2 separate regions of the Homo sapiens genome follow, and region 1 is linked to region 2. Evidence: chromatin loops called from intact Hi-C (ENCODE). Cell type or tissue: MCF 10A. All regions are shown on one strand. Links, peaks and the distances in the headings refer to the core of each region. The heading gives the core; the rest is flanking DNA. Region 1 has its middle 220 kb from the start of ANKRD30A. Region 2 has its middle 180 kb from the start of LINC00993.

What was found. Hi-C counts contacts between places; a loop is a spot of excess contacts. Peaks named below come from ENCODE experiments on the same cell type or tissue, not always from the same donor. Only the 100,000 strongest peaks of a DNase experiment are listed, where the experiment ranks them.
Region 1: it touches region 2 in a loop (18-fold over the local background); 8 of 110 quality-filtered maps call a loop at or near these places.

Annotation. Positions count from the first base shown.
Region 1 is chr10:36,893,492-36,908,901 of GRCh38, forward strand. No RefSeq gene overlaps it. Among named protein-coding and RNA genes, the nearest start is that of ANKRD30A, 220 kb to the right of the region's middle. In MCF 10A, for the core only: a CTCF peak has its summit at 6,743 (motif pointing right); no DNase peak of the experiment used is centred there.
Region 2 is chr10:37,483,839-37,499,248 of GRCh38, forward strand. No RefSeq gene overlaps it. Among named protein-coding and RNA genes, the nearest start is that of LINC00993, 180 kb to the left of the region's middle. In MCF 10A, for the core only: no CTCF peak of the experiment used is centred there; no DNase peak of the experiment used is centred there.

The DNA.
Region 1 (15,410 bases), core at 3,249-11,248, 590 kb before region 2:
ATGGTATTTCTAGTTCTAGATCCCTGAGGAATCGCCACACTGACTTCCACAATAGTTGAACTAGTTTATAGTCCCACCAACAGTGTAAAAGTGTTCCTGTTTCTCCACATAGTCTCTAGCACCTGTTGTTTCCTGAGTTTTTAATGATCACCATTCTAACTGGTGTGAGATGGTATCTCATTGTGGTTTTAATTTGCATTTCTCGAATGGCCAGTGATGACAAGCATTTTTTCATGTGTTTTTTTGGCTGCATAAATGTCTTCTTTTGATAACTGTCTGTTCATATCCTTTGCCCAATTTTTGATGGGGTTGTTTGTTTTTTTCTTGTACATTTGTTTGAGTTCATTGTAGATTCTGGATATTAGCCCTTTGTCAGATGAGTAGGTTGCAAAAATTTTCTCCCATTCTGTAGGTTGCCTGTTCATTCTGATGGTAGTTTCTTTTGCTGTGCAGAAGCTCTTTAGTTTAATTAGATCCCATTTGTCAATTTTGGCTTTTGTTGCCATTGCTTTTGGTGTTTTAGACATGAAGTCCTTGCCCATGCCTATGTCCTGAATGGTATTGCCTAGGTTTTCTTCTAGGGTTTTTATGGTTTTAGGTCTAATATGTAAGTCTTTAATCCATCATGAATTAATTTTTGCATAAGGTGTAAGGAAGGGATCCAGTTTCAGCTTTCTACATATGGCTAGCCAGTTTTCCCAGCACTATTTATTAAATAGGGAATCGTTTCCCCATTGCTTGTTTTTGTCAGGTTTGTCAAAGAACAGATAGTTGTAGATATGTGGCATTATTTGTGAGGGCTCTGTTCTGTTCCATTGGTCTATATCTCTGTTTTAGTACCAGTACCATGCTGTTTTGGTTACTGTAGCCTGGTAGTATAGTTTGAAGTCAGGTAGCATGATGCCTCCAGCTTTGTTCTTTTGGCTTAGGATTGACTTGGCAATGCGGGCTCTTTTTTGGTTCCATATGAATTTTAAAGTAGTTTTTTTCCAATTCTGTGAAGAAAGTCATTGGTATCTTGATGGGGATGGCATTGAATCTATAAATTACCTTGGGCAGTATGGCCATTTTCGCGATATTGATTCTTCCTATCCATAAGCATGGAATGTTCCTCCATTTGTTTGTATCCTCTTTTATTTCATTGAGCAGTGGTTTGTAGTTCTCCTTGAAGAGGTCCTTCACATCCCTTGTAAGTTGGATTCCTAGGTATTTTATTCTCTTTGAAGCAATTGTGAATGGGATTTCACTCATGATTTGGCTCTCTGTTTGTCTGTTATTGGTGTATAAGAATGCTCGTGATTCTTGCACATTGATTTTGTGTCCTGAGACTTTGCTGAAGTTGCTTATAAGCTTAAGGAGATTTTGGGCTGAGACGATGGGGTTTTCTAGATATACATTCATGTCATCTGCAAACGGACAATTTGACTTCCTCTTTTCCTAATTGAATGCCATTTATTCCCTTCTCCTGCCTGATTGCCCTGGCCAGAACTTCCAACACTAAGTTGAATAGGAGTGGTGCAAAAGGGCATCCCTGTCTTGTGGCAGTTTTCAAAGGGAATGCTTCCAGTTTTTGACCATTCAGTATGGTATTGGCTGTTGGTTTGTCATAGATAACTCTTATTATTTTGAGATACGTCCCATCAATACCTAATTTATTGAGAGTTTTTAGCATGAAGGGTTTTTGAATTTTGTCAAAGGCCTTTTCTGCATCTATTGAGATAATCATGTGGTTTTTGTTTTTGGTTCTGTTTATATGCTGGATTACGTTTATTGATTTTTGAATGTTGAGCCAGCCTTGCATCCCAGGGATGAAACCAAATTGAACATGGTGGATAAGCTTTTTGATGTGTTGCTGGATTTGGTTTGCCAGTATTTTACTGAGGATTTTTGCATCAATGTTCATCAAGGATATTGGTCTAAAATTCTCTCTTTTTAGTTTTGTCTCTGCCAGGCTTTGGTATCAGGATGATGCTGGCCTCATAAAATGAGTTAGGGAGGATTCCCTCTTTTTCTATTGATTGGAATAGTTTCAGAAGGAATGGTACCAGCTCCTCCTTGTACCTCTGGTAGAATTTGGCTGTGAATCCATCTGGTCCTGGACTTTTTTGGTTGGTAAGCTATTAATTTTTGCCTCAATTTCAGAGCCTGTTATTGGTCTATTCAGAGATTCAATTTCTTCCTGGTTTAGTCTTGGGAGAGTGTAAGTGTCAAGGAATTTATCCATTTCTTCTAGATTTTCTAGTATATTTGCATAGTGATGTTTATAGTATTCTCTGATGGTAGTTTGTATTTCTGTGGGATCGGTGGTGATATCCCCTTTGTCATTTTTTATTGCGTCTATTTGATTCTTCTCTCTTTTCTTCTTTATTAGTCTTGCTAGCGGTCTATCGATTTTGTTGATCTTTTCAAAAAACCAGCTCCTGGATTCATTGATTTCTTGAAGGGTTTTTTGTGTCTCTATCTCCTTCTGTTCTGCTCTGATTTTAGTTATTTCTTGCCTTCTGCTAGCTTTTGAATGTGTTTGCTCTTCCTTTTCTAGTTCTTTTAATTGTGATCTTAGGATGTCAATTTTAGATCTTTCCTGCTTTCTCTTCTGGGCATTTAGTGCTATAAATTTCCCTCTGCACACTGCTTTGAATGTGTCCCAGAGATTCTGGTATGTTGTGTCTTTGTTCTCATTGGTTTCAAAGAACATCTTTATTTCTGCCTTCATTTCATTATGTACCCAGTAGTCATTCAGGAGCAGGTTGTTCAGTTTCCATGTAGTTGAGTGGTTTTGAGTGAGTTTCTTAATCCTGAGTTCTAGTTTGTTTGCACTGTGGTCTGAGAGACAGTTTGTTATAATTTCTGTTCTTTTACATTTGCTGAGGAGTGCTTTACTTCCAACTATGTGGTCAATTTTGGAATAGGTGAGGTGTGGTGCTGAAAAGAATGTATATTCTGTTGATTTGGGGTGGAGAGTTCTGTAGACGTCTATTAGGTCCACTTGGTGCAGAGTTGAGTTCTTGTTATCCTTGTTAACTTTCTGTCTCATTGATCTGTCTAATTTTGACAGTGTGGTGTTAAAGTCTCCCATTATTATTGTGTGGGAGTCTAAGTCTCTTTGTAGGTCTCTAAGGACTTGCTTTATGAATCTTGGTGCTCCTGTATTGGGCTAGCTCTTCTTGTTGAATTGATACCTTTACCATTATGTAATGGCCTTCTTTGTCTCTTTTGATCTTTGTTGGATTAAAGTCTGTTTTATCTGAGACTAGGATTTCAACCTCTGCCTTTTTTTGTTTTCCATTTGCTTGGTATATCTTCCTCCATCCCTTTATTTTGAGCCTATGTGTGTCTCTGCATGTGAGATGGGTTTCCTGAATACAGCACACTGATGGGTCTTGACTCTTTATCCAATTTGCCAGTCTGTGCCTTTTAATTGGAGCATTTAGCCCATTTACATTTCAGGTTAGTATTGTTATGTGTGAATTTGATCCTGTCATTATGATGCTAGCTGGTTATTTTGCTCATTAGTTGATGCAGTTTCTTCCTAGTCTTGATGGTCTTTACAATTTGGCATGTTTTTGCAGTGGCTGGAACTGGTTGTTCCTTTCCACATTTAGTGCTTCCTTCAGGAGCTCTTTTAGGGCAGGCCTGTTAGTGACAGAATCTCTCAGCATTGGCTTGTCTGTAAAGTATTTTATTTCTCCTTCACTTATGAAGCTTAGCTTTCCTGGATGTGAAATTCTGGATTGAAAATTCTTTTCTTTAAAAATGTTGAATATTGGCCCCCACTCTCTTCTGGCTTGTAGAGTTTCTGCCGAGACATCAACTGTTAGTCTGATGGGCTTCCCTTTGTGGGCAACCTGACCTTTCTCTCTGGCTTCCCTTAACATTTTTTCCTTCATTTCAACTTTGGTGAATCTGACAATTATGTGTCTTGGAGTTGCTCTTCTCGAGGAGTATCTTTGTGGCATTCTCTGTATTTCCTGAATGTGAATGTTGGCCTGCCTTGCTAGATTGGGGAAGTTCTCCTGGATAATATCCTGCAGAGTGTTTTCCAACTTGGTTCCATTCTCCCCGTCACTTTCAGGTACACCAATCAGATGTAGATTTGGTCTGTTCACATAGTCCCATATTTCTTGGAGGCTTTGTTCTTTTTATTCTTTTTTCTCTAATCTTCTCTTCATTCTTCATTTCATTCATTTCGTCTTCCATCGCTGATACCCTTTCTTCCAGTTGATCACATCGGTTACTGAGGCTTGTGCGTTCGTCAGGTATTTCTTGTGCCATGGTTTTCAGCTCCATCAGATCCTTTAAGGACTTCTCTGCATTGATTATTCTAGTTTTCCATTCGTCTAATTTTTTTTCAAAGATTTTAACTTCTTTGCCGTTGGTTCGAACTTCCTCCTTTAGCTCGGAGTAGTCTGATCTTCTGAAGCCTTCCTCTCTCAACTCGTCAAAGTCATTCTCCGTCCAGCTTTGTTCCATTGCTGGTGAGGAGCTGCGTTCCTTTGGAGGAGGAGAGGCGCTCTGATTTTTAGAGTTTCTGGTTTTTCTGCTCTGTTTTTTCCCCATCTTTGTGGTTTTATCTACTTTTGGTCTTTGATGATGGTGATGTACAGATGGGGTTTTGGTGTGGATGTCCTTTCTGTTTGTTAGTTTTTCTTCTAACAGTCAGGACCCTCAACTGCAGGTCTGTTAGAGTTTACTGGAGGTCCATTCCAGACACTGTTTGCCTGGGTATCAGCAGCGGTGGCTGCAGAACAGCAGATATTGGTGAACCGCAAATGCTGCTGCCTGATCGTTCCTCTGGAAGTTTTGTCTCAGAGGGGTACCCAGCCGTGTGAGGTTTCAGTCTGCCCATACTGGGGGGTTCCTACCAGTTAGGCTACTCGGGGGTCAGGGACCCACTTGAGGAGGCAGTCTGCCCGTCCTCAGATCTCAAGCTGCATGTTGGGACAACCACTTCTCTCTTCAAATCTGTCAGACAGGGACATTTAAGTCTGCAGAGGTTATTGCTGTCTTTTGTTTGTCTGTGCCCTGCCCCCAGAGGTGGAGCCTACAGAGGCAGGCAGGCCTCCTTGAGCTGTGGTGGGTTCCACCCACTTCGAGCTTCTGGGTCACTTTTTTTACCTACTCAAGCCTGAGCAATGGTGGGCGCCCCTCCCCCAGCCTTGCTGCCGCCTTGCTGTTTGATCTCAGACTGCTGTGCTAGCAATGAGCAAGGCTCCGTGGGCGTAGGACCCTCCGAGTCATGTGCGGGATATAATATCCTGGTGTGCCGTTTGTGAAGCCCGTTGGAAAAGCGCAGTATTAGGGTGGGAGTGACCTAATTTTCCAGGTGCTGTCTGTCACCCCTTTCTTTGACTAGGAAAGGGAATTCCCTGATCCCTCGCACATCCTGGGTGAGGCGATGCCTTGCCCTGCTTCGGCTCATGCATGTTGCGCTGCACCCACTGTCCTGCACCCACTGTCTGGCATTCCCCAGTGAGATGAACCTGGTACCTCAGTTGGAAATGCAGAAATCACTGTCTTCTGTGTCACTCACGCTGCAAGCTGTAGACTGGAGCTGTTCCTATTCAGCCATCTTGGCTCCACTCCTCCTATTTCTAGTTTTTTCTTAGGTGATGCCCTGTATGAGTGAAACACTTCAGACTAGCAGACTGGGCTGCACTGTTTCTGCGGATCAGTGATTTTAAAACACTGAGACCCCACTGAGTGTTGATCCTCTGGTCTCGTGAGAAGATGCAGCTTCATGTTGGATGTCCAGATCAGAGACACTATTTCCCTTGGTGTTTGGGCCAGCTTGCACACACACTTGTGGAGATCAACAAAGAGTGCTGACCAACTGTGTTGGCATGAACGGGAGCATCAAAAACCTACTATACCTGATCAAATTAGGTGTTCTTCCATTCAATTTCTACCTGGTCACTGTCTTCCTGAGCATCAAATAACAGAAGAGATCATCCATTTTTTTGGCTTGTGTAGCCATGCATTATCCAGCCTTGTTTTGACAAGCACAAGCCAGACAAAAAGCTAACAGTGTTCCCAGCCCAAGGCCTGAGGATGGTCAGTAGCATCCCCACTTGAGCAAGTTCACTTGAATCCAGCACAATGAACTGCCTCAACCACAAGCTGGGCCCTAGTTTTGGGACATGCATTATTCATCCAGCTGGGAAGGTAGTGCCCAACACTCTACCACTGAACTGTTCTTCCTTGTCAACCACCTACATTGCAGTCCAGGGGTTTTGTTAAGCCAGACCCCTGTTTCCCTGCTGCTCACACTGGTGTGAGGTCTCAGGCACATGGCTCTCCTGCTGCCTTTCATCCAGGTGTTCCTCAGGCTGCCATAAGGAGTGCTGTAGACCCACTAGACTGCCCTAACAGGCTTTCTCAGTCTGCGTCCAGAAAGTCTCAAGGGCGCCCTGCGTGGTCCTCCTCTGGACCTGCTGCCCCTCTGGCCCTGTACCACCGTAACCCCCCACAACTGCACTGCCCCCAGCGCATTCTGAAAAATTCTGAAGAGGAAAGCCTCTTCTTCACCCACCTGATGTGGGACACCATTGGATGCATCCACCTTACATACTCAAAACATGGGCACCTAGCCTCATTGAGAGGTTCTGGAGGTGTGGGCAGCTTTTCTACTAGAGGGAAATGGCTGCTGGGCATGCTCTGGTTAAAGGTCAATGGCCAGGTATTTGCCAACTATAAAATGTCTTATAAAACTGGCAGAAAAAACTCCTGTGGGCTTGTTTGCTCCCTGTGCTGCCACAAGGTGGCAGAAAAGCAGAGTGTCTTCCAGAGAACTTGGAAGTACATCTGGGGTGTGTGTGTGTGTGTGTGTGTGTGTGTGTGTGTGTGTATGTGAGATCCTCCCAGTGAAAGTGCATCTGTGTGTGTGTGTGTGTGTGTATGTATGTGTGTTTATGTGAGATCCTCCAGGGAACGTGGAATCACATCTGCTTTGTGGGGTTATGTGTGATTATGTGAGATTTGGGGATTTTTAAAAATAAATATTTATCTTTATATATATATGGAGAAATACATGTTCATGCATGTAATTACGTGTAGTATCTCTAGTTAGATATAGCTAAGTTGCCTCTCACCTACATGAAGAAACACCATCTTTCACTATAAGACAGCATCACAGAGTTTATGTTTAAACATCTCTATTTTAATTCTTATTTACTTATATGTTTACCATATATTTACATATGGTATATATTTGTTTATATATTTAAAAATATACACATTAATGTGTGTGTGTATCGGTTTCTTTCTAGTTCTATTTTGGCTGGTGCCCTCTATGTGTAAAAAACTCTCTGACTGACAGAGTGAGCCACACTGTTTCTCCAGATCAGCGATTTTAGATTTTAACATCTAAATGTCTCACCCTTTTACCAGCAGTTTGAATATCCAACCCATAATCATCTTCCCAAATCGAATTCTGTATAGACTCTCAAAATATGTCTCTCATTTCCTCATGCCAACTGCATACTTCAGAATTTATTAAACTGCCATAGAAAATAATATTACATTTAATTTAATTTCAAGGACATCTTCTAGCCTGCCTGAAATTAGGCCCCTTTCCCTCTAAGGTATTCCTGCCTGAGAGGTGCACCTTGGGCCTCACGTGTGCTCAACACAAGTTGCTCAGTTTTGCTCCCCTTGCTCTCTGCTCCCTGATGACCCTCCTTCATAGAAATGAAACTCCAGTGTACCCAGAAGTTTTTCTTCTTTACTTGTTCCAATGAAAGGAGGCAAACCATCCCAAAGAACCAAAGGTCAGGTTATAATATTAATAATTATTTTATTGAAAGTCTGACTGTAACAGAAAAGAAGTACAGGGCAGGAAATAAGTTACACCTCAGGCCCAAGCCAGGAAAAAACTTGGCCTGCCTTCCCCATTCGGACTTTCTGCCTCACCCCTGACCTGCTTCCAGTGGCTGGGCCTAGTTTACCAGCTTCTTCTGGAAATGCCTTAGAAATCTCAAGAGCTCAGAGTGAAAGTCAAACTAACTCCTGGCACCAGAAGGAGAAGGTGACTTTTCTTCATTCTAATCTGGAGTCTTCTCTATCAGCTTGTTAGGGCCATCATAATATAATACCACAGACTAGATGGCCAAAACAACAGAAATCTATTTTCTCTCAGTTCTGCAGACTAGAAGTCTGATATCAATGGATTGGTTTCTTTTGAGGTCCCTTAACTTGGTTTCCAGATGGCTTCCTCACTGTGTCCTCACCTGGTCATCATCCCCCATTCTGTCTTCTGTGTCATAATGGCCTCATCTTAAGGGACACCAGTTATATTGCATTAGGGCCCATCCCAATGATGTAATTTTACCTTAATTACCTCTTAAAGGCCCTGTCTTCATATACAGTCACATATATGAGGGGACATAATTCAGCCCGTAACACCTTTCTTCTGAGTGTTCATTTTCTGCTGCAGGATGGTTTTTGTTGGAATGACTGATAGTATTAATAGGAATAGCCATTCCCTTCACAGGTGACCTTATCCCCATGTATAGGAGTATGCTATAGCCCTGTAGTTTCAACTGAAAAAAAACAGCCACATGATAGTCAGAAATAAGTATGTTATCCAAAGCTTCCAGTCTTAACTGATAACACATTTTGCTACGAATTGCTTATTTTGGCTATACTACAACACATATAGGCCTGCTTCTTTTTAGTTTCTCAGTTTCAAAGGTTTGTAGCATCTCCAGGTCACCTCTTCACCATTGCACTTATCATATAATATTGTATCTGTTTACTTGTGTGTTTTCTCAAGTAAACTGTGAACTCCTTTAGTAGGACTGTATTAGGCCATTCTTGTATTTCTGTAAAGAACTACCAGAGACTCAATAATTTATAAAGAAAAGGGGTTTAATTGGCTCACAGTTCTGCAGGCTTTATAGGAAACATGGTGCTGGCATCCGCCCAGCTTCAAGGAACGCCTCAGGAAGCTTACAATCATGGCAGAAGGCAGGGGGGGAGCAGGCACATCATATGGTGAAAGCAAGAGCAAGAGAGAGAGAGAGGAGAGGTAATGAGGGAAGGTGCCACACACTTACACAGCCAGATCTCAGAAGAACTTCCTCACTATCACGAGGACAGCACCAAGGGCATGGTGCTGAACTCTTCATGAGAAATCTACCCTCATGATCCAGTCACCTCCCACCAGGCCCCACCTCCAATACTGGAGATTACATTTCAACATGAGATTTGGGCAGGGACAAATATCCAAACTATATCAGGGACTGTGTTTTATGGATTGTGGAGCTTTTAATGCAGTGTGCAGCACACAATCGGTGCATAGTAGGTGTTTAGTGGGATCACAGCTCTGCGTTCATGTAATGCTTCATTCAATAAGCACATATTGAACACCAACTCCTTCCTGGGCAGCATAATAATGTAGGAGAAAAAGTAACTCATGGTTTACCTGCCCTTATCTCTCATAATACTCAGTCCAACAATCCCAAGATAAGTTAATAGGTACTGTCTCCTTTTATATCTGTGTTTCCTCATGGCATTAGAATTGTCATAGGTATGAAAAATTCACTTTGAGTGGTACAATGGATAGAACTATCAAATTAGAACAAGGAGATTAACTGTCTGTTCTAGCTGGACCATGAATCTCTAAATTCTAGTCTCTACCTCTGCAGATTTAGGAGCTGGCCATCTTTTATGTGGCTTCCAGCTTGGACAGTCTATATTATATAGAAAATGTTGACATTATTTTGAGATGAACTTCTTGCGCAATTTCATCTGTATCACCTGACTGAAGGTCTGAATGCTAAACACTAAACTATAGAGGGACAATAGACTAGTACCCCAGAAGGAGCCCACAGGTTTTGTTACTCTTTTAATTGAAGGCATTTCACAATTTTAGTACAGTCATTTGTTTCACGCCTGAGTGATTTAGAATAACTCCTTTTGGTATTCCCAAAATAGGAGCAAAAAGAAAAACAAAAAGAAATCCTCCTCTGCTTGTCCTATTGGAAAATCTGCTCCTATTATATACCAGAAAGAATGAAAGACTGTATTGTTATTTAAGTTGCAGATATAAATTTTATTATGCAGTTTTGCATAAGATGTCTATAATTTTTAGGGTAGAGCAATCTAACCGAGACTCCAAGATTTTTCCTATCAGCTTCTGTGGTTGGCCTTCATATCACCAGGCCCAGGTGGTCTGAGGTACTAGAAGGTTCTGGTCTGAGCTGGCAGAACATCTGCCTTGTATTACCCTGGCTTCAAAAGGTGTTCCAGGGGTCAGATGTCACAGAAAAATCATGAGTTATGAGGCTGATGTGACAAACCTATAACTCTTAAGAACAGACAGAGAACTGACAATAATCATATTCTGAAAATATGAGACAATCTTTGTGGGAGATAAAAAAATGACCAGCTTATGAAGTCTTAAAATAATCAGTACACTGGCATTTTTTATCCTTCCCCCAAGTTATCCCCCATAGAGTAGGTTCATCCATAAAATTCTGTGATCCATAAGTCACTTGTATTTTATATATAGCCCAGTGATTTTTTAATAAATGGTTTGCCTTTTGGTTTGTAAATAATTTTAAACTTACAGAAAAGGTGTAAAAAAAAGGTAGCACAAAAAGCAGTCAATACCCTTTACCCACACTAAGCTATTGTCAACATGTTACTACATTTGATTTATAACTTCTGTATACTTTCTGGACATTTATTGATAAATCATACAAATTATGGACCTTTAAACCTAATGATATCAATATAGTTTTCTAAGAAAAAGAAGATTCTCTTAGTGACAATACAGTTATTAACTTCTATAAATGTAATAATGATAACAAAATTTTTATTTAATTTACTTTCTGTATTCAACTTTTTTCAAATGGTCCAAGTACATCTTTGATAGTGTTTTTTCCCTGTCAATACCATTTTCAGTCTTGAGTTGGGCATTACATTTAGCTACCATGCTTCCTTACCTTTCTCTCACCTGCAGCATTCCACTGATTTCTGTTTTTTTTTTTTTGACATTTACATTTTTAAGAACACAGTCCCTCCCCTTTTCTTTAATAAGGGACAGGGTGCTCCCCTCTATTAAAAAGAGTGCTCCCTATTTGTTATTTATCTAATGTTTTCTCATGATTAGATTCAAGTTATGTGATGTTTTGTCCTTCTCAGGGTATCACATCTAGAGGCATATAATGTCTAACTTCTCATTAGTCATATTAACTTTGATTACTTATTCAAGGTGTTTTCCAGTTTCTCCCATTGTGTGATTGCTATTTTCTTCCTTTGCAACTAATAAACAGCTGGTGAGGACATTAGTTAGGATCATAAAAATACCCTGTTTATCAAGAGAATTTTCACCTAGATTTAGCAACCTTTGATCCTTTCATGATTCTTGCCTGATACAGTTTTTTCTTTCTCCCAATGATGAGTGTAAAATGGAGATTTTGAAACGCTAGCACTTTATCCATATACATTAGTTGGCACTCAGGTTTCTACTGCAAGCAAAAGTCTTCCCTTTTGTTTTATATATCTATCATCTATGTTATCTCTATATCTATTTGTTTAAATGTATTTGAACTTAAGTGTCATCTCCCTCTAGTCCATATTGTATTATTCTTTTTTTTTTTTTTTTGAGATGGAGTCTCGCTCTATCGCCCAGGCTGGAGTGCAGTGGCACCATCTCAGCTCACTGCAAGCTCTGCCTGCCAGGTTCACGCCATTCTCCTGCCTCAGCTTCCCGAGTAGCGGGGACTACAGGCGCTCACCACCAAGCCCGGCTAATATTTTGTATTTTTAGTAGAGACGGGGTTTCACCGTGTTAGCCAGGATGGTCTTGGTCTCCTGACCTCGTGATCCCCCCGCCTCGGCTTCCCAAAGTGCTGGGATTACAGGTGTGAGCCACCGCTCCTGGCCTGTTGTATTATTCTTATACCAAAATGCTAACTTATTTTTGAAAAAGGAAAAAGCTTATTTTTTTAAAAGAGCTAGTAAATTTGTAATCTAATTTAAACATTAACTTGTTAATTAGCTCCTTGTTATGGTAATTAACGTGCAGTTTATGCTATGAAGTGACTTCATGCTATAGATTGTGCTTTCAAGGAGATCACATTCTAGGGAAATATATAAGTATTCTAGAAAATAATTTACCATCACCTTGTATTTTTATTAAAGATCAGTGAAAATATGTGATGTTTAGACTGTTGTTTCTGACTTAATAGGAAAATGCTGATATTTCTATATGGATGGAAGACCTTATCCATAAATTTTCATAGATAAATAGAAACATTGCAATCAAACTCATCCTTCTTCAAAAAGATGAGGGAAAAAAGCTCACTGATGTCTTTCTGTATCTTTCTTAAGCTGTACAGTCATGTACTGTATAACAATGTTTTGGTCAACTGTAAGCCACATATATAATGGTAGTACCATAAGATTATAACGCTATATTTTTACTGTACCTTTTCTATGTTTAGATTCACAAATACTTACCATTGTGTTACAGTTGCCTACAGTATTCAATACAGTAGCATGCTGTACATGTTTGTAGCCTAGGAGCAATAGGCCAGACCATATAACCTATGTGTTTAGCAGGCTACACTATCTAAGTTTGTGTACGTACACCCTAAGAGATTTGCAACAATGATGAAATTGCCTAATGACACCTTGCTTAGACTATAGCCCATCATTGTGCAACACATGACTGTATTCAGAAAAAAGAAAGCTCCTAAAATAAGATACATGAATGATTAAGCAGTGGTGTTTTAGTAGGATTTACAGTGATAAATTATATTTATCTTGATCATTTACATGATAGAAATTCTCTTTATGATAGGGATAAATGAGCTAAAAATTGGAAACATACATTTTATAGACACTATTTCTAAAAACTTGAAACTGGGGGTCTCTGCATTTTTACAGCTGTGACCTTGACTAGTGCTGCCTTTCCCATCTTCCTGTTTATCAAATGGCCTAGAACATTAGTGTAATAGTGTAGAGTTTGGGCAGATGGGATCAGAACTAACACAGACTGAGCAATTCTGAAATCCTAGGCTTGGCTGTGATTTCTTCTGCAACTATGTGAGACAGACATTTGTACTTATTAAATAGATGAGGAATCCAAGTTTCAGAGGAAGAAGTGCCTTGGCAAAGATTGTAGAGCTAGTAATTGACTTTGCCCAGGACAGACTCAGTTCCTGCCAGAACTCTGAGTTTTCTTCACTACAGAGGTGTATGAGATTTTGGATATAAATCCATGGTAACTAGATATTAACTCTTTTGCAACTGTCTTGCCAAGACTCCAGGAGTATCATCAAAGAAGAGCCTACAGATGAAGATTGTCAAGGGGCACCTGTCCCAATTCCAGAGAAAAGCCTAATCCAAGGCTTACAAATCAGTGTGCATTGTGCATTATGCTTTCAAACTGCTTTCACATTCATCATTTAATTTGATCAGCAATGAATTTTATTAAGAAGAAAATTGTTTTATTAAATAGTTAACTTTATTTGCTTTCATTATACTAAATACACAAGATGAGAGCACAGAGGATAATACACAAATCTACCAGGCTAAGGCCCTGGCTGGTTGACCCATTCTATTGCTTTTGATCTACTTCTTTTTGAGCCTCCGTCAAAGCAATCATATTAAGCTGTGCTGTGTATGATGCCTTGAGTCTCTTGGCTGCTGTAGCCAACCAGGTGCTGCCTGCCACTTGATAATTGGTCCAGTGTTTGCATATGGGTCTTGACAGATCCATCCTCATAATATACTGGCACTTAATTTCAACGAAAAAACAAACTGGCAACCAGTTTAGACATGGAAGGGCTGGTCTCTCTCTTGTAGCAGCTGCTTGGAAGAGCCTGTCAGGAGGTAGATGGCATTGGCATTTGGGAGTGGAGTCACCGTCTGGAGAAGTGACTGTGTTTTTTCCATATGAGTCCATGAAATACTGGCATGTAGAAATGGTTTACAGAAACTACTTAATCTTTTTTATACATATTTTTTAATTATACTTTAAGTTCTAGGGTACATGTGCACAACGTGCAGGTTTGTTACATATGATACATGTGCCATGTTGGTATGCTGCACCCATTAACTCGTCATTTAACATTAGGTATATCTCCTAATGCTATCCCTCCCCCTTCCCCCAACCCCACAACAGGCCCCGGTGTGTGATGTTCCCCTTCCTGTGTCCAACTGTTCTCATTGTTCCATTCCCACCTATGTGTGAGAACATGCGGTGTTTGGTTTTTTGTCCTTGCGATAGTTTGCTGAGAATGATGGTTTGCAGCTTCATCCATGTCCCTACAAAGGACATGAACTCATCATTTTTTATGGCTGCCTACTATTCCATGGTGTATATGTGCCACATTTTCTTAATCCAGTCTATCATTGTTGGACATTTGGGTTGGTTCCAAGTCTGCTATTGCGAGTAGTGCTGCAACAAACATACGTGTGCATGTGTCTTTATTGCAGCATGATTTATATTCCCTTGGGTATATACCCAGTAATGGGATGGCTGGGTCAAATGGTATTTCTAATTCTAGATTCCTGCGGAATCGCCACACTGTCTTGCACAATGGTGCAAGACATTGAACTAGTTTACAGTCCCACCAACAGTGTAAAAGTGTTCCTATTTCTCCACATACTCTCCAGCACCTGTTGTTTCCTGACTTCTTAATAATTGCCATTCTAACTGGTGTGAGATGATATCTCATTGTGGTTTTGATTTGCATTTTTCTGGTGGCCAGTGATGATGAGCATTTTTTCATGTGTCTTTTGGCTGCATAAATGTCTTCTTTTGAGAAGTGTCTGTTCATATCCTTTGCCCACTTTTTGATGGGGTTGTTTTTTTCTTGTAAATTTACTTGAGTTCTTTGTAGATTCTGGATATTAGCCCTTTGTCAAATGAGTAGACTGCAAAAATTTTCTCCCATTCTGTAGGTTGCCTGTTCACTCTGATGGTAGTTTCTTTTGCTGTGCAGAAGCTCTTTAGTTCAATTAGATCCCATTCGTTAATTTTGGCTTTTGTTGTCATTGCTTTTGGTGTTTTAGACATGAAGTCCTTGCCCATTCCTATGTCCTGAATGGTATTGCCTAAGTTTTCTTCTAGGGATTTTATGGTTTTAGGTCTAACATTTAAGTCTTTAATCCATCTTGAATTAATTTTTGCATAAGGTGTTAGGAAGGGATCCAGTTTCAGCTTTCTACATATGGCTAGCCAGTTTTCCCAGCATGATTTGTTAAATAGGGAATCCTTTCCCCATTTCTTGTTTTTGTCAGGTTTGTCAAAGATCAGATAGTTGTAGATGTGTGGTATTATTTCTGAGGGCTCTGTTCTGTTCCATTGGTCTATATCTCTGTTTTGGTACCAGTACCATGCTGTTTTGGTTACTGTAGCCTTGTAGTATAGTTTGAAGTCAGGTAGTGTGATGCCT
Region 2 (15,410 bases), core at 2,506-10,505:
CTGTTAGCAAGGGAGAAGTACCAGGTGACCTAGGTTCAAATCCCAGGTGTGTGTATCACTTACAGCTGGCTGGTGTCAGCCAAGTTTGTTTGCTCATCTATCTGATGCACACATTAAACCCGTACCTACTTGATGTCGTGGCTGTAAAATTTAAAAGTGAACATTGTTTTTTATAAAGGGATATAGTCACAGATTTATTTATTGTGTGTGTCCCACACTAGAATGTCAATTCCAAAAGAATGGCACTTCACAGCCTGGTGTGGTGGCTCATGCCTATAATCCCGGCACTTTGGAAGGCTGAGGCAGGCAAATCACGAGGTCAGGATTTCAAGACCAGCCTGGCCAACGTGGCAAAACCATGTCTCTGTTAAAAATACAATTAGCTGGCTGTGGTGATGGGCACCTATAATCCCAGCAACTCAGGAGGCTGAGGCATGAGAATCGCTTGAACCCGGGAGGCAGAGGTTGCAGTGAGCCGAGATCACGCCATTGCACTCCAGCCTGGGTGACAGTGGGAGACTCTGTCTCAAAAAAAAAAAAAAAAGACAAGTGGCACTTCACCATTATTTGTTATTTCCCTAATAATGCCTGATACATAGTAGATGCTCAATCAGCATGGACTACAGGAAGGGTTACTTTGTAAAGATAACCAAGTACTTACCCAGAAAACATGTATGTAGGCTGTGTACAGTGGCTCATGCCTGTATTTCTAGGTTTCTGGGAGGCTGCTGTAGGACCACTTGAGGCCAGGAGTTTGAGACCAGTCTGGGCAACATAGTGAGACCCCATCTCTACAAGAAGAATTTTTTAAAAAATTTACTGGGCATGGTGGCATGCATCTATAGTCCCAGCTACTCAGAAGGCTGAGGCAGGAGGTTCACTTGAGCCCAAGAGTTTGAGGCTGAAGTGAGCTGTGATGGCACCACTGCACTCCAGCCTGGGTGACAGCAAGATCTTGTCTCTGAAACATTTTTTGTAAAACCAAGATTTGAACTTGGATTAAGGTGGTTCTAGAAGGGTGGTGCCCCAAGGCTTGGCAGACAGAGCAAGAAAAAAAAAATCCCCGCATGTATTTAAAGATAAAACCATATCAGAAAACTGCATTCTTGGGGATCAAGATCAAATCTTCATATCAGCATCTACTATCTATGTAGAAGGTCCTGTTCCCCTTTGTTAATTTCTAAACCTGGTTGTTAGATTAATACAATCATTGTTATTTCGTTTTAATTTTTTACTTGATATGATTTTTTTTTTTGAGACAAAGTCTTGCTCTGTCACCCAGGCTGGAGTGCAGTGGCAAAACCTTGGCTCACTGCAACCTCCACCTCCCAAGTTCAAGCAATTCTGCTGCCTCAACCTCCTGAGTAGCTGGGATTACAGGCACATGCCACCACACCTGGCTAATTTTTGTATATTTTAGTAGAGGTGGGATTTCGCCATGTTGGCTAGGCTGGTCTTGAACTCCTGACCTCAGGTGATCCGCCCACCTTGGCCTCCCAAAGTGCTGGGATTACAGGCAAGAGCTACCGCGCCTGGCCCCCTGATATGATTTTGAACAGGATCTTTATCTTCAGTGAAATGCTGATACTCCATTTCTTTGTGGAAACAGTCTTGACTTGTTGGGCACTTGGGCTGTTTCCAGTTTTGGGCTATTAGAGATAATGTCAGCTTCTTTGTCTACTGACGAAAGTGAAAATGGTGAAATGTGTCTATAGTCGAACCTTGACACTGTGTTCAGGCTCATTTTGGATGTATCTTTCAGTGCTTGAAGTTTGGCATCCTCTATAGTATAAACAAGATCAACAAAAATTGATTCCTGAGCCTCCTTCAGTGCTTGAAGTTTGGCATCCTCTATAGTATAAACAAGATCAACAAAAATTGATTCCTGAGCCTCCCAAGGGAAAAATTCAGACGATTTCCAAAGGAGATCAAAGAAAGATGTTCAATATAGAATTCAGGGTCACTGTGGAATCTTAATGATAAACTTTGGTATTTCCTTTGACCAAAATTATTTTAATAAATGCTCTAGCAATCACTGCCACCGGTACATTTTTTTTTTTTTAACCGAGGAGTGATTTAGGAATGGTAAGGTGATTTGCCTTGAGCCATAGAAGCTGGGGTGCTGACTGACTCATTCTGTATTCTGCAGCTTTTTAGGTAAAGAATTACCATGAATTTTTCCTTTTTTTTTCTTTCGAGATGGGGTCTCACTCTGTCACCCATTTAAGAGTGCAGTGGCACCATCATGGCTCACTGCAGCCTCAACCTCCCAGGCTCAAGCAATCCTCCCACCTCAGCCTCCCCAGTAGCTGGGACCAAGGCGCATACCATCATGCTCAGCTAATTTTTTGTATTTTTGGTAGAGATGGGGTTTTGTCATGTTGCCCAGGCTGGTATCACTCCTGGCCTCAAGCAATCCTCCCATCTTGACCTCCCAAAGTGCTGGAATTACAGGTGTGAGCCACTATGCCTGGCCAAGAATTACTATAATTTTATAATCAGAACAATGAAGTAACCAAAGTATACTTTTATTTGATGCTCAAATAAAACTAATCAAGTGATCTTGTTTTACAAGTGAAAAAGTCATGACAACAACAGTAGCTACTATTTATTGTCTGCCTTTGGTTTAGGTGTTTTACAGTCACTCACTGTCTATGTTCTTAAAACAACCTGGCAAAGTAGATAAAAGATGCTTCCTGACTTACATGATTCCGGTCTGTCCCAACAAACCATTGTAAGTTGAAAATGCTTTTATTTCATTAATTAATTAATTAATTTGAGACAGAGTCTCTCTCTGTCACCCAGCTGGGGTGTAGTGGCATGATCTCTGGTTACTGCAACCTCCACCTCCTGGGTTCAAACGATTCTCCTGCTTCAACCTCCCGAGTAGCTGGGATTACAGGTGTGTGCCATCACACCTGGCCAGTTTTTTTTATTTTTAGTAGAGACAGGGTTTCACCATGTTGGCCAAGCTGGTCTCCAACTCCTGACCTCAAATAATCTGCCCACCTTGGCCTCCCAAAATGCTGGGATTACAGGCATAAGCCACTGTGCCCAGCTGAAAATGCATTTAGTATAACTAACCCACCCAACATCACATCTTAGCCTGGCCTAACTTACATGTGCTCAGAACACTTACATTAGCCTAAAGTTGGGCAAAAACATCTCACCCAGAGCCTATTTTATACTAAAGTGTTGATTTGGGAGACCGAGGTAGGTGGATCACCTGAGGTCAGCAGTTGGAGACCAGCCTGGCCAACATGGTGAAACCCCGTCTTTACAAAAAATACAGAAAAATTAGCTGGATGTGGTGGTGCACACCTGTAATCCCAGCTACTCAGGAGGCTGAGGCAGGAGAATCACTTGAACCCAGGAGGCAGAGGTTGCAGTGAGCCGAGATCGTGCCATTGCACTCCAGCTTGGGCAACAAGAGCAAAACTGTGTCTCAAAAAATAATAAATAAATAAAGTGTTGAGTGTCTCATGGAATGTATTGAACATTGTACCAAAAATGAAAAGTGGAATGTTTTTATAGGTACGCAAAGTACCGTTTCTTTTTTTCTTTTCTTTCTTTTTTTGAGAAAGAGTTTCGCTGTCTTGCCCAGGATGGAATTCAGTGGTACAATCACGGCTCACTGCAACCTCCATATCCTGGGCTCAAGTGATTCTCCTGCCTCAGCCTCCTGAGTAGCTGAGACTATAAGCACTCACCAACACGCCTAACTTTCGTATTTTTAGTAGAGACAGGGTTTTGCCATGTTAACCAGGTTGGTCTTGAACTTCTGGGCTCAATTGATCCACCTGCCTCAGCCTCCCAAAGTGCCGGGATTACAGGCATGAGCCACCACCACACTCAGCCTCAAAGTACAGTTTCTACTAAATGCAGATTGTTTTCACATCATCATAAAGTTGAAAAATTATAAGTTAGGCTGGGCGCGGTGGCTCACACCTGTAATCCCAGCACTTTGGGAGGCTGAGGCAGGTGGATCACCTGAGGTCAGGAGTTCAAGACCAGCCTGGACAACGTGGTGAAACCCTGTCTCTACTAAAATACAAAATTAGCCAGGCATTGTGGTGGGCACCTGTAATCACAGGTACTTGGTAGGCTGAGGCAGGAGAATTCCTTGGACCTGGGAGGTGGAGGTTGCAGTGAGTTGAGATTGTGTCATTGTATTCCAGCCTGGGCAACAAGAACAAACTCCATCTCAAAAAAAAAAAAAAAAAAAAAAAAGAAAAGAAAAATAATAAGTTAAATTATTGTAAGTAGAGTACGATCTGTACTACTGTTATTTCCATTTTCCAGGTAAACAAAACTGAGGCTGAGAGGAGTTATGCAACTTGCTGCCCTTAAGGCCACAAAGCTAGAGCGTGGTGGAGGCAAAACAGTAGTGCCTAATTTACCACTTGCTTATTACCACTGAAAGAAAAGATGACATTTCCAGGTGTTTTGGGTGCTAATTCAATTCTTAAGTGTTTGTTTAGGATCTAGCAATGTTTGTCCCCCAGGGTAAGGGGTAGGGTATCTTAAAAGGTGACAAGTGGTATCCTTATATACAAGAGAGATTTTATCTTTTATCTCAGCCTTTTTTTTTTTTTTTAAGAGACAGGATCTCAGTCAGTCACCCAGCCTGGAGTGCAGTGGCATGACCTCAGCTCACTGCAACCTCTGCGTCCTGGGTTCAAGCGATTCTCATCCCTCAGCCTCCCAAGTAGCTGGGATTACAGGAGTGTGCCACCATGCCCGGCTTTTGTATTTCTAGTAGAGACGAGGTTTCACCATGTTGGCCAGGATGGTCTTGAACTCCTAACCTCAAATGATCCACTCACCTCAGCCTCCCAAAGTGCTGGGATGACAGATGTGAGCCACCGTGCCCAGCCTCAGCTTTTATGTCTATAAAATAGAGCTTTTACGGCTGGGCGTGGTTGGAAAATAAAAGATGTGAAACTATCCTCGGCTAGTATCCATCTGCCCCTTCTCTCAACCATGCATCATTTGTCACTTGCGGGGAAGGTGGAGGGAAGATCAAGATGGCAGATGGAGGAAGAGAGGACTTGGAAACCCTCGTTTCTTCTGATTTGCCTCTGACTTGAACTGAAGCTCATGCTCCCGTGAACCTGGAAACATTTTGATTTCTGGAAGGAGCTGCGTGCAGAAAGTCTGACTGGACCAAATTAAAACTTTGGGTTTTAGGTAGGCACAGCCACAAAAAAGTTGAAATTGGCATGTCTTGTCCAAGGCTACCTATCAATACAGAAATAGAAGTGGCTCTCTGGCCTGGCTGTCTGGGATTGTGATGCCTCATTGTGGGGCCTGCCTGTAACTGAAGGTTCTGCATGAGTCACAGATCTCCCTGGTGCAGGGCAGCAACCCAGTGGCTTGGTTAACTGGGGAGGGAAAGAGAGAAGTTTTTGTTTATGATCTCATTCCAATCAGAATGTTTCCAGACACCCAAATATTTGATTTGAGCCTGATTGCTAAGAGACCTCCCACTGGGACCAGCTGCCTGCAGGCAGGAGGGCAGTATTGGCGTCATTTCCGATTTCTGCCAATTTATTTTGAAACCAGAAAACCTAGAACCTCGGCCTCCTCAAGGCAACCAGGGGGAGAGGAGAGATCTGAATCAGAGGAAATACAGAGAGAAAAACCCGCTACCAGCGGGAGAGGAGAGATCTGAGTCAGAGGAACTACAGAGAGAAAAACCTGCTAATCTTCTGCCAGGGAGCTGTAGGAAGGTTTGGGATAGAATGATGACATCGTGCTTACTTACTTCATGGGAAATAGGTTGGTAGGGTAATGAAGAAGAAATTGAAGCTTTGTGCTTAGAAATGCAAGTTTCATCTTGAAGAAACCTCAGGGATTCCATAACAATGCTGGATTTCTGACTAATAACTGGGCGTCATGAAGGCTGCCCTGATTCACATTTGGAACCATACACCCAGATCTTGGGTTTTAATTGCCTAGTGACTTAAACCCCTTAGGGAAATGGCAGGATTAACACTGTCATGTGTAAGCCTGTGCAGGGTCAGTGCAAATGGGAGAGGTGGGGAAACCTGCTTCTGGCTTCCCTCCTTTCTCAGCAGAAGGCAGACAGCTGAAGGGAAAAGGCTTCACATCTGTATGGTATCAATGAACATTGGGCTTTCCCACACTAGTAGCAGCAGAACAGAAACTCTGGATGTGACCTCTATCCCCAGTGCCACTCTCAGGACCAAGTCGTGATAAATACAGACCTATAACTTTTTCCAGGGTTTTGTTGTTGTTGTTGTTGCCCAGGCTGGAGTGCAGTGGTGCAATCTCGGCTCACTGCAACCTCAAACTCCCAGATTCAAGCTATTCTTGTGCCTCAGCCTCCCATGTTGCTGGGACTGCAGGCACATGCCACCGCACCTGGCTAGTTTTTGTATTTTTAGTACAGATGGGGTTTCACTATGTTGGCCAGGCTGGTCACGATCTTCTGACCTCAGGGCAGGAGAAATTGGATGTCCCAACTCCAACAATCAGGCAGGAAGGGAAAAAGGAGCAAATTCCTCTTTCCTCCATCTGTTTGCTCTATTCAAGCCCTCAATGGATTGTTCAATGCCCTCCCACACTAGAGAGGGTTTTCTACTTCACCGTGACCCCATGGTGCGGTCAAGTTAACACATAAAATGACTCATCACAGTCTTCCTCTCAATGACATTCTGCGGAGCAGGACAGCACAGTGGGTTTTGCTTTCAGATGCAACCTTATTGCAGGCTCCACTCTTTTCTGATGAGCCATGTGATCTTGGGCAAGTTCTGATGCCTCAATTTCTCCAGCTGTCAAAACCTATCCTGATATAAATTGTTATACCATAAAGACAAATGCACTCATAGGTTCATCGCAGTACTATTCACAAAAGCAAAGACATGGAATCAACCTAGATGCCCACCAATGGTGGACTGGATAAAGAAAATCTGGAACATATGCACCATGGAGTACTATGCAGCCATAAAAAGAACAAAATCATGTCTTTTGCAGCAACATGAATGGAGCTGGAGGGCACTATCCTAAGTTAATAACACAGGAACGGAAAACCAAATACTGGCCAGACGTGGTGGCTCACACCTGTAATCCCAGCATTTTGGGAGGCCAAGGTGGGTGGATCACTTGAGGTCAGGAGTTCAAGACCAGCCTGGCCAACATAGCAAAACCCCATCTCTATTTATAAAAATATAAAAATTAGCGGGTAGGTGGTGCATGCCTGTAATCCCAGCTACTCAGGAGTCTGCGTCAGGAGAATCGCTTGAACCTGGGAAGCGGAGGTTATAGTGAGCTGAGATTGCACCACTGCACTCTACCCTGGGCCACAGAGTGAGACTCCATCTCAAATAAAAATAAAAGCAAATACTGTATGTTCTCACTCATAAGTGGGAGCTAAACATTGAGTACAGATGGATAAAAAGGGAACAACAGACAGCAGGGCCCACTGGAGGGTGGAGGGTAGGGAGAGGGTGAAGATTAAAAAACTACGTATCAGGCTGGCATGGTGGTTCATGCCTGTAATCCTAGCAATTTGGGAGGCCAAGATGGGTGGATCATTTAAGGCTAGAAGTTCGAGACCAGCCTGGCCAACATAGCAAAACCCCATGTCTACTAAAAAAAAAAAATACAAAAATTAGGCCAGGTGCGGTGGCTCATGCCTGTAATCCCAGCACTTTGGGAGGACAAGGTGGGTGGATCATGAGGTCAGGAGCTTGAGACCAGCCTTACCAACATGGTGAAACCCTGTCTGTACTAAAAATACAAAAATTAGCCAGGTGTGGTGGTGGGCACCTGTAATCTCAGCTACTCAGGAGGCTGAGGCAGGAGAATCACTTGAACCTGGCAGGCAGAGGTTGTAGTAAGCTGAGATTGTGTCACTGCACTCCAGCCTGGACAACAGAATGAGACTCTGTCTCAAACAACAACAACAACGATGAAGAAAACTACCTACCACATATTATGCTGATTACCTGGGTGACAAAATTATCTGTACACCAAACCCTTAGAACATGCAACTTAGCCATGTGACAAACCTGCACATGTACCACCTCAGCCTAAAATAAAAGTTGGAAAGAAAAAAAACCACGCTATCCTGAAAGAAGTATTTGCTGGGTTTTAAAAGGATGGGTAGTAGTTTGGCACTTGGAAAAAAAAAGTCACGGGAGGGAGCTTTAAATTAAATATGGAAATAGGAGACAGAGGGACAGGGCCTGGGTCTAGCACCATATGGGCCACCCAGGAACTAGCTTGTAAATCCCTCTGATTTGACTTTTATTTTTTTAGAGGAAGTCTCACTCTGTTGCCCAGCTGGAGTGCAGTGGCATGATCTTGGCTCACTGCAACCAACCTCTGCCTCCCAGGTTCAAGCAATTCTCCTGTCTCAGCCTCCCAAGTAGCTGGGATTACAGGCACATGTCACCACGCCTGGCTAATTTTTTTGTAGTTTTAGTAGAGATGGGGTTTCACCATATTGGACAGGCTGGTCTCAAACTCCTGACCTTAGGCAATCCACCTGCCTCAGCCTCCCAAAGTGCTAGGATTACAGGCATGAGCCACCGCGCCTGGCCTGGATTGACTTTGAAGGGCTCAAATCAAGTTTGCTTGACTGGGAAACAAGATGAGAAAGGAAATGCATGCACAGTTCCATGAACAAGGAAGTCTGGAAACCTAGAATGAATAGTTTGAACGTGATATGGAAGGTAATGGAGAATCACCAATGCAGTGCCCATCTGGGTCTCATGGTTACAGAAGGCATGAAATCAGCAGGCTCTGTCATTTCCATCTTGCAAACCAGCAAAAGATACCCTTACCATGTGGAATACTTAAGTATTAAATCCAGGGAGAATGTCCCTCAATAGATAAGTTTTTGCTGGTGAAGTCTGTGTGCCGAGAAATTCTGCAAGACATGCTTAAATTTGTTCCCCAGTCTTTGGTTAAATAGACCATGTCATCCAAGGTACCAACAACTTGCTTCCACCACGGAAGCTATTATGTCAGTGGTGCTGCATGATGACAGATATCCTTGCTAATGAGGAACATTGGCATGGAGGAGAAGGCCACTCCAAATAAGATGAATTGCTGCAGATGGAGAGCCAAAGTCTGCATGGAGATCTTGAATATTCCATAGGCTGTTCAGCCAAAATCTGTCTCTTAGTTTTTCAGTAATGATAGATGACAAAGCCTGGGGTAAAAATAAATCCACTTTCATGTTAGTTGTTTCTGGCTGGTTCAGCGGGAAACAGCATCGTTAACCTTCAGGGGACTGGGGGATGCCTGAGATCTGGAAGCTGGGGCCTCTTTAGGAGGAATGGTTGGGGAAGGCTGAGGGGCTAGAGAGTCACCCTAGGCTAAGTTCCTCCTCACTGTTCTCTTTTCTTAGTTATTGTGTAAATTTAATCAGGAGAAAAGCTCTTGTCAAGGCTGGTAATTGAAACATCTTTCTTAAATGCATCAGTTTAAGGCCAGCGATTGCATTAGGTCAGGTGTGGGGAAAAGAAAGAGAGCTCAGACTGTTACTGTGTCTATGTAGAAAGAAGTAGACATAAGAGACTCCATTTTGTTCTGCACTAAGAAAAATTCTTCTGTCTTGAGATGCTGTTAATCTGTAACCCTAGCCCCAACCCTGTGCTCACAGAGACAGGTGCTGTGTTGACTCAAGGTTTAATGGATTTAGGGCTATGTAGGATGTGCTTTGTTAAACAAGTGCTTGAAGGCACTATGATTGTAAAAGTCATCACCACTCTCTAATCTCAAGTACCCAGGGACACAACACACTGCGGAAGGCCACAGGGACCTCTGCCTAGGGAAGCCAGGAATTGTCCAAGCTTTCTCCCCATGTGATAGCCTGAGATATGGCCTGGTGGGAAGGGAAAGACCTGAACATCCCCCAGCCCGACACCTGTAAAGGGTCTGTGCTGAGGAGGATTAGTAAAAGAGGAAGGCCTCTTTGCAGTTGAGATAAGAGGAAGGCATTTGTCTCCTGCTCGTCCCTGGGCAATGGAATGTCTCAGTGTAAAACCTGATTGTATGTTCCATTTACTGAGGTAGGAGAAAACCACCTTAGGGCTGGAGGTGAGACATGCTGGTGGCAATACTGCTCTTTAATGCACCAGCAATACTGCTCTTTAATGCACCGAGATGTTTGTATACATGCACATCAAGGCACAGCACCTTTTCTTTACCTTGTTTATGACACAGAGTTCACATGTTTTCCTGCTGACCCTCTCCCCACTATTACCCTATTGTCCTGCCACATCCCCTCTCCAAGATGGTAGAGATAATGATCAATAAATACTGAGGGAACTTAGGTCTCAGTGCCAGCTCGCGTCCTCCGTATGCTGAGCGCCGGTCCCTTGGGCCCACTTTTCTTTCTCTATATTTTGTCTCTGTGTCTCTTTCTTTTCTCAGTCTCTTGTTCCACCTGACGAGAAACACCCACAGGTGTGGAGGGGCTGGCCCCCTTCAGTAAGGTACCTACATTTCATCCTGAGTACAGTTGTCATCCAAGCACCCCGCAGACTGGTTTATGTCCATCTGAGGTGTAAATTCCACAGAAACCTCAATTGGTGAGCAGTGGAAAAAGCAGTTGGACCTGAAATGCTGAGAGGCACTTAGCATTTGCCTCGAAACATTTTGGATGGGTATTTTCCCTTTATCCTTCCTCCATTTTCAGAAATACTTGGAGAAGTAGAAGACCCACAGTGGCCCAATAGCGGCAATATCATTAAAAAATAAAAATAAAAAGCTACAAGTCATTCACCTTTATAAAATATTGGTCTTTACTTACAGGTCTAAAATTAATTTTTTAATATTTTTTTTTTAGACAAGGTCTCACTCTGTTGCCCAGGCTGGAGTGCAGTGGTGCGATCTCGGCTCACTGCAACCTCTGTCTCCTGGGTTCAAGCGATTCCCCTGGGTCAGCCTCCCGAGTAGCTGGGACTACAGGTGCCTGCCACCATGCTCAGCTAATTTTTGTATTTTTAGTAGACACGGGTTTCGCCATGTTGGCCAGGCTGGTCTCAAACTCCTGACCTCATGTGATCCACCCACCTCGGCCTCCCTAAGTGCTAGAATTACAGGCGTGAGCCACTGTGCCCAGCTGGGTCTATACTTTAAATAAGAAAACTGCTATATGTTTCTGGTGTTAAGAGTCCAAAAGTTTGGGATCAGAAGAGTTAATGTCCACAGTTCCAAGGCATTCACAGGGAATAACATATTGGCAGCATCTTTCTACTTAATAGATTTTCTTGGCCAGACGCAGTGGTTCACACCTGTAATCCTAGCACTTTGGGAGGCCGAAGCGGGCAGATCACGAGGTCAGCAGTTCGAGACCAGCCTGGCAAACATGGTGAAACCCCATCTCTACTAAAAATACAAAAATTAGCTGGGCGTGGTGGCAGGCGCCTGTAATTCTAGCTACTCAGGAGGCTGAGGCAAGAGAATCACTTGAACCCAGGAGGTGGAGGTTGTAGTGAGCCCAGACCATGCCATTGCACTCCAGCTGGGTGACATAACAAAGAGACTAGTGATATTGTTCCCTTTCTCTATGAATCTGTTGAAATTTGAACTTGAAAGAGACGATTTAGGGTATCTGGTGGAAGAAATGTCTAAGCATTAAACCATTCAAGAGGAGGCCTGGTTTCTTCTAAATGCCTAGCTCATTTGCATAAACAAAGAAATGACCTGAAACTAGAGCTTATATTTATAACAGAAGCAGAGCATAAAGTTTTGGAACATTTGCAGCTCCACCTTGTGGTAAAAAAGAAAAATCCATTTTCTGGGGAGGACTTCAAGGCTGCAGAAATTTGCATAAAGAAAGAAGAGCTGAATGTTAACAGCCAAGACAATGGGGAAAATGCCTTCAAGGCATTTCAAAGACCTTTAGGACAGCCCTTCCCATCACAGGCCTGGCAGCATAGGAGGGAAAAAATAGTTTTGTGGCCCAAGTCTAGAGCCCCAGTGCTCTGTGCAGCTTTGGGACATGGTGCCCTGTGTCCCAGCTACTCAAATTCCAGCCATGGCTAAAAGGGGCCAACTTATAGCTTGGGCTGTTGCTTCAGAGGGTGCAAGCCCCAAGTCATGGTGGCTTCCTCGTGGTGTTTGGCTTGTGGGTTAGCAGAAGGCAAAAGCTGAGGTTTGCAAGCCTCTGCCTAGATTTCAGAGGATATATGGAAATGCTTAGAGGTCAAGGCAGAAGTCTGCTGCAGGGGTATAGCTTTCATGGAGAACCTCTATTAGGACAGTGCGTGAGGAAATGTGGACTTGGAGCCCCCACAGAGTCCCCACTGGGGCACTGCCTAGTGGAGATGTAAGAAGACAGCCACCATCCTCCAGACCCCAGAATGGTATATAAACCTACAGCTTGCACCATGCACCTAGAAAAGCCACAGACACTCAATGCTAGCTTATGAAAGCAGCAGCTGGAGCTGTACCCTGCAGAGCCACAGAGGCCAAGCTACCGAAGGCCTTGGAAGCCCAACCCTTGCATCAGTATGGCTTGAATTTGAGACATGGAGTCAAAGAAAAGCATTTGGGAGCTTTAAGATGTAATGACTGCCCTGCTGGGTTTCAGACTTGCATAGGGCCTGTAATCGCTTGGTTTTGGCCAATTTCTGCCTTTTGGAATGGGAGCATTCACCCAATATCTGTAACCCTATTGTATCTTGGAAATAACTTATTTGGTTTTGATTTCACAGGCTCATAGGTGAAAGGATTTGCCTTGTCTCAGATGACACTTTGGACTTGGACTTTTCAGTTAATGTTGAAATGAGTTAATACTTTGAGGGGGTTTGGGGAAGGCATGATTGTGTTTTGAAATTTGGGGAGGACATGTGATTTGGGAGGGGCCATTGTTGGACTGATACAGTTTGGCTCTATGTCCCCATCCAAATCTCATGTCAAATTGTAATCCCCATGTGTTGGATGAGGGGCAAGGTGGGAGGTGATTCAATCATGGGGGAAGACTTCCCCATTGCTGTGCTTGTGATAATGAATGAGTTCTCATGAGATCTGGTCATTTCAAAAGTGTGTAGTGCTTCCCCCTTCTCACTCTCTTTCCTGCCACCACGTGAAGATGTGTTTGCTTCCCTTTCACCTTCTGCCATGATTGTAAGTTTCCTGAGGCCTCTCAGCCATGATTCTTATATAGCCTACAGAACTGTATAAAAGGTGAGTCAATTAAACCTCTTTTCTTCATAAATTTTCCAGTCTCATGTAGTTCTTTATAGCAGTGTGACAATAAACTAATACAGAGGGAAATAATGAAATAACATCACTCTATCTCTCTGCTTTCTCTGGAAAGAATACATAATACAACTTAGATTGTTACTAATGCTTTAGTAAAATAAATTGAAGCTCAGGCCCTTCAATTAATGAAAGAAGTGGCATTGAGGTTGAATCCCAACTATTGGTGTTATGCAGGTAAAGAGAATGTCATAACCACATTTGCATTTAGTTTTCCAATTATGCCTGAATTCTGGAGAATGGACAGGAGATCATCAAAATGGAAGACAAGAAGATCATATAGGATAGCCTAGAAGTAAAAGGCCAGTTAATAAGACATGTTTGAAATAGTTTACGTGGAGAAAGAGAATACTGCTGGAAAAATGTAGCAAGATGGGTGGAAAAATCTGATGTCTATAACTGGTAATTATGAGGCTCAATATCTGATTTTATTGAGCTTGGCATGTGAATATATGGTTTCCAGGAAAGAGTCAAAATGAGTCAAAAATGATTTATAGGTTTCCAGTATGGGCAACTCACAGAAACAGAGAGGGTCATGTTATTGACTGAGGTAAGGAATGATGGTGAAAGTTTTAATCACATTTATATTTAAGAACCAGCAAGGTATTAAAGTCGAGCTCTCCATTGGGCATTTGAATATATGAGTATGCATTTTCGAGTTTTAATTGGAAATACAGATATTGGTATTGTTGAAGCCTGAAAATAAATCATTACCCAAAACTTTTAAATGAAAAAAAGAAAGGTGATTAACTTTATACTAATATTTAAGGTCAGAAAAAAAGGAGCAAGTATAAAAAATACCAAAGAAACATCAGAGACCTAAGAAGAAAGGCAACATAGTACCACAAAAGCCAAGAAGAGCATTTTATCAAGAACAGAGGAGCCAAGTAGTAAGTCAAGTAGGATAAAAACTATATGAGTCAATTAACTTTAAATGTGAAGGATTTACTTCATATGTTGGACTTGGACTTTTAAGTTAATAAACTTTAAACTTTTGATAATAAACGTTATTCTTTTCAAATTATAGGTTGAGAAGTTGCATCACATATTGTATAGAGCAAACAACTTGTGAAATTGCTCTACTCTAATTCTCTGGCTCTTTTCATTCAGATATGTTGTCTTCTTCTTGGGGGCAAAATATTTTCCATATTTGGGAGAACAAACTTTCAATCTTCCATAACATGAATGTTCCCTGGAAAGGAACTCTTGAGTCAAAGAGTTTCATTGACCCAGGCTAATATAAGGCCATGGTACCTATAACCATATGAATGGAGGCCTCGTGTATTTTTAAAATGAAAATCATAAGAAACGGTATACTCCATTGCCTTACACTTGTGCTAGGATCCAATAAGGCCATAATTAAAAGAAATGTGGAAACTATCACATCTCTTGTAATTATCTCAAGATTTTGTCACACTTCTCTAACTCAACTTAAGCTCAATAATTCAAGATTCATTAAAATATAAAATAATAAAGCTATACAATTGGCATATCTAAGTAATGATATTTAAATGTTCCTTCAAGATAGTAGTTAATGAAACCTAGCTATGCCTCTAATCCCCAGAGAATTTCTGTATATATATATATATATATATATACATATATATATATATATGTATATATATATATATGTATGCCATGTAATCACATATTTCAGTGCACTACCACTAAAATAAATCAATACAAAGAAGATAAAATAAACTGAAAGCCATAGCATCTCAGATATTTTATCATCAGCAATAAATTAGCACTGTGGTATCTACTAGCCACAGGTGTTTTTTGAGTATCAGAAATGTGGCTAGTCTCAGTTAAGAACTATTGCAATGGTAAAATACTAGATTTCAAAGAATAGGGTAAAGTAAACCTTTTAATAAACTTCGAATGGATTTTATGGTTAAATTATAATAAATTTACATATGAGATTAAATAAAATATTTTAATATTGCTATCACATAATTCTTTTTACTTTTTAAATATGAATACTAGATAATTTACATATATGGCTCACATATATTGGACATTGTGCCTGAAGTATCATCTTACTAGTCTTATTGATTTACATAGTTTTAGTCCTTCTGAAAAAAATCTTAGAAACCCTAAAGCAATCTTATCACTTTAGTATCACTGAGAAAATTGGAAAATCATCTAATTAACCAGAGGAGCTT